Linked DNA regions of Homo sapiens: region 2 is linked to region 1. Evidence: read pairs that join two places in POLR2A ChIA-PET (ENCODE). Cell type or tissue: PC-9. All regions are shown on one strand.

The links. Peaks named below come from ENCODE experiments on the same cell type or tissue, not always from the same donor. Only the 100,000 strongest peaks of a DNase experiment are listed, where the experiment ranks them.
Region 2: POLR2A ChIA-PET joins it to region 1 with 7 read pairs; 4 of 35 experiments call an interaction of 5 or more read pairs at or near these places.

Annotation. Positions count from the first base shown.
Region 1 is chr2:215,676,776-215,679,275 of GRCh38, reverse strand. All of the region lies in intron 5 of LINC00607 (long intergenic non-protein coding RNA 607), which reads left to right. It overlaps LOC102724861 (a long non-coding RNA gene), which reads right to left. Exons shown (of 8, transcript NR_187737.1): 5 at 1,070-1,332. Among named protein-coding and RNA genes, the nearest start is that of LINC01614, 40 kb to the left of the region's middle. In PC-9, no CTCF peak of the experiment used is centred here; a DNase peak (open chromatin) is centred at 995; H3K27ac peaks cover 873 bases.
Region 2 is chr2:215,733,613-215,736,112 of GRCh38, reverse strand. All of the region lies in intron 5 of LINC00607 (long intergenic non-protein coding RNA 607), which reads left to right. Among named protein-coding and RNA genes, the nearest start is that of LINC01614, 17 kb to the right of the region's middle. In PC-9, no CTCF peak of the experiment used is centred here; no DNase peak of the experiment used is centred here.

The DNA.
Region 1 (2,500 bases):
GCTGAGTCATATTCCATTATGTCTAAATACTACGTTTTCTTTCTTTTTTTTAAATAGGGCATATTCTTTTAATTTTTAATTTTTGTGTGTACATAGTAGAGTAGGTGTGTTTATTTATGGGGTATATGAGATATTTTGATACAGGAATGCAATGCATAGTGATCACATCAGGGTAAATGGAGTATCCATTACCTCAAGCCTTTGTGTTATAAACAATCTAATTATACTCTTTTAGTTATTTTTAAATGTACAACTAAATTATTTTTTACTATAGTCACCCTGTTGTACTATCAAATACTAGGTCTTATTAATTCTCATTTAAATACCACATTTTCTTTATCCATTTATTTGTTGATGGACACTTAGGTTGATACAAAATCTTAGCTATTGTGAATAGCTCTGCAATGAACTTGGAAGAGCAGGTATCTCTCTGACATATTGTTTTCATTTCCTTTGGATATATAATCAGAAATGGAATTGCTGGGTCATATGGTAGTTCTAATTTTAATTTTTTGAGGAACCCTAATACAGTTTTTAATAACAGCTGTAGTAATTTACATTCCCACCAACAATATACAGGGTTTCCTTTTTTTTTTCACAGTTTCACTAGCACTTGTTATCATTCATCATTCTGATAATAGCCATTCTAACAGGTGTGAGATAATATTTCATTGTGTTTTAATTTGCATTTTTCTGATCAGCAGTGATGTTGAGCATTTTTTCATATACCTGTTGGCCATTGTATGTCTTCTTTTGAAAAATGTCTATCCAGTTTTTTTTTGGGGGGGGTGCTAGATGAACTTTAATGTTCATACTTATTTTATATATATATCCAATGAAAGTCAGCCATGAAGATGGGCACCCAACTCTATAAATCTTTGGTTTTCCTCTTTTTAAAATCACTTTCTATGAAGTTGTGGGGGATGTATAATGAAGCAGCAGTTCTTTTTTCCAGTTTTGACCTGACTAGGTAAACAATCCTCTCTTGCATAATCAAAACAAATTTTTTCATAACATTTATCTCACACTCAGAGAAAATATAAGTGACTAAATGAAACAGGTTACATACCAAAGGGAAAATCTTTGTTCTTTTGTCTATTCAGGAAAGCCATATATTTTTTAGCTGACCAATTTCTTTCTCAGAGTTCATATTAATTCATATATCTCCATGCTGGGTTTAATCTTACTTAGCTTGTAAGTGCGGTTCTTCATCCCTGTCTTTTCTTGATGTTACTTGTGGCTCACAGCACTTAAAGTTCCTTAGGATGTCTCAAATTCTTGAGATTTCTGGACACCTTTTTTGATGTTTGAAATCAAAATGTTGACTTGTTTCTGTGAAAAGGGAAAGCAGTCACTGCAAGTCATATATATATATATACACATATATACACACACACACACACACACACACACACACATACACACACACACACACATAATTAAAAAAGAAATCTGGAAGTTGCCAAAGGAAGTTATGAGAATGCTGAAAAGCAAGAGAAATACCCTGCAGGAAACCAAAATTTCGAAAAGGCAGGGATAAGAAAACCTCAGACATTCCGGAAGTTTTACATGACACCCAACAATTAGGTATATTTTTTATTTTGGCCAACCCATCTGCTATTTTGAGGTTTTTTTTTGTTTTTTTTTTTTTTTGGCAATGCTGATGACATGCTGTCTTTCATATAAATTTACTGCTTTTACCCTTTTTGGAAACATGCTCCTTCTAATTTCCCTTAACACTTGAGTCACTGGATGGAGGTAGAGCAGGATAGGAGAGGGGAGGAGATAGGAACAGAAAGGGTGCTATTGATAAAGCGCTGCGCAGAGCCAATGAAAGTCAGCCATGGAGGTGGGTGCCTGGTTCTACTGAGGATCCACTTCATCAGCAAGCAGGCTCTACTGCTTGGGGTTTTCTGATGTAAAGAAATGAAGCTACATGTTTTTCTAGTGATGGATTTATCATTAGTTATACACATATTTTTGTATGGGCCTTTTTGGGAAAAAAAGGGTTTGCTCTGAACATGCCCCTTGCTCAATTGTTAGTAAAATAATCTTTCTATAATTGAGTTTAATGGCCATTTTAGGAGTGGAAAAAGAAAGACGTGGTACTATCAAGACATTGTATAAACAAAGGTTATTATGCAGTGAGAGAGAGAGAGAGAGAATCAGAGAATGGAACCCACCTTAGGGCTAACAATTAAATTAGAGTGGGATCTTGACATGAATATTTTTTAAAACTCCTAAGATGATTTAATGTATAACTAGGCTTGTGAACCATAGATAGAAAATTGAGACTGATACTTAGCTGTTTTTATTTTCATTTAAACCGTAGTTATTATAGATTTTTAAACAAGTTGAGTGTTATGCCAATGTTCTTTTAAATATTTTTAACCTGTTCTGCAAATAGACAGCAGGCTATAATGGCTTTATCTGTTTAGAGCATTATTTTTTAAAAAGAGATATGAGGCCAGGTGTGGTGACTCACACCTGTGATGCCAGC
Region 2 (2,500 bases), 57 kb before region 1:
AAGAGATCTTAAAATATTCCACTGTGGGTGTGTATTTGTCAATTTCTCCTTGTATTTTAATTTTTGTTTTGTGTGTTTTGGAGCTATAATGTTGTGGGGGGAAAAAAGGCATAGGATTATGCTATTTTCCTGGAGAATTTTCTTTTTAATTTTAGGTAATAGCCTTTATTATTCTGCAAAATACTTAAAGTCTGTTTTATCTACTATGTATGCCAATATACAAGCTTTCATTTGTTTATAATTTGCCTGGTATTCAGATGCTCCTTGACTTACAATGGGGTTACATTCTGATGAACCCATCATAAGTTGAAAACATCATGTCAAAAATGTATTTAATACACCTAACCTAATGAACATCATTGCTTAGCCTAGCCTACCTTAAACATGCTCAGAACACTTACATTAGCCTACAGTTTAGCAAAATTATCTAATGCGAAGCCGATTTTATGGTAAAGTGTTGAATATCTCATGTAATTTATTAAATACTATACTGAAAGTGAAAAACAAAATGGTTGCATGAGTACTTGAAGTACAGTTTCTACTAAATGGAGGGCCTAATGAATATGTATTGCTTTCACACCATAGTAAAGTCAAACAATCATAAGTTGAACCATTATAACTCAGGGACCATCTATATATATATTTTTTCATTTTTTCTACCTTTCAGTGTCATTGTGTTCTAGGTGGGTCTTCTGTAAGAAGCATTCATGTGGATTATTATTTTGTCTGTTTATTTTTAATCTAATCAGAGAGGCTCTGTGATTTAGTAGGTAGTTAGTTGTATTACTTTTTTATGATTATTTACATAAGGTATTTTATGATCTTTTCATTTTTTCTGAAAATGAAGTTATACTAATGTATAGGTGTAATTCTAAACGCTACTTAGACTATATTACATATTCGATCTTAAAACATATATTTTTCAAAGATAAATTGCTGGGACTTAATTAAACTAAAGAGCTTTTGCATGGCAAAAGGAACTGTCAGCAGAGTAAACAGAGAACCCACAGAATGAGAGAAAATTTTTACAATCTATACGTCTGACAAAGGACTAATATCCAGAATCTACAATGAACTCAAACAAATCAACAAGAAAAAAACAAACAATCCCATCAAAAAGTGGACTAAGGACACGAATAGACAATTCTTAAAAGAAGATAGACAAATGGCCAACAAACATAGGAAATAATGCTCAATATCACCAATGAACAGGGAAATGCAAATCAAAATCACAATGTGATATCACCTTACTCCTGCTAGAATGGCCATAATCAACAAATAAAAAATAGTAGATGTTGGCATGGATGCAGTGAACAGGGAACACTTCTACACTGCTGGTGGGAATGTAAACTAGTACAACCACTATGGAAAACAGTGTGGAGACTCCTTAAAGAACTAAAAGTAGAACTACCATTTTATCCAGCAATCTCACTACTGGGTATCTACCCAGAGGAAAAGAAGTCATTATATGAAAAAGATATTTGCACATGCATGTTTATAGCAGCACAATTTGCAATTGCAAAAATGTGGAACCAACCCAAATGCCCATCAATCAATGAGTGGAGAAAGAAACTGTGATACACACACACACACACACACACACACACACACACACACAAAATGGAATACTACTCAGCCATAAAAAGGAATGAATTAATAGCATTTGCAGCAATCTAGATGAGATTGGAGACTATTATTCTAAGTGAAGTAATTCAGGAATGAAAAACCAAACATCGTATGTTCTCACTCATAAGTGGGAATTAAGCTATGAGGATGCAAAGGCATAAGAATGACACAAGGACTTTGGGGACTCAGGGGGCAAGGGTGGGAAGGGGGTGAGGGATAAAATACTACAAATAGGGTACCGTGTACACTGCTCAGGTGATGGGTGCACCAAAATCTCACAAATCACCACTAAATAACTTACTCATGTAACCAAACACTACCTGTTCCCCAATAACCTATGGAAATATATATATGTGTATATATATATAAACAAAGAATAAGAAATACCAAACACAGGCCCTCATAAGATAAAAGGAAATTAAACTGAAGAAAGAATGGCAACAAAAGGACTATTAAACAAAAAAGCTGGTAAATATGTTCGGGCATGGTGGTGTGCGCCTATAGTCCCAGCTACTTTGGAAGCTGAGGCAGAAGGACTACTTTAACCCAGAAGTTCAAGGGCTTGTGTATATATATATATATATCTTATGTTTTTATTTCCTTTTCTCTCCTTTCTTTGAATTGATCAAATTTTTATGTTTTTAGTACTGATTTAGAAGTTTTACATTCTTTTGCAGTCTATTTTTTTTTTAGTGATTACCTGTACACTTTTGACACACATACTTGACTTACACAGTGTAAAGTGAATCCTTCTGAACAAGAAAAAGACCTTAGTACATCTTGACTGTAAGCAGTCATATTTTTCACACTGACATTTCAGCTGTACCTTATTTTTAAACTCTTCAAATGAAATATTAGAAGTTTTTACATTCAA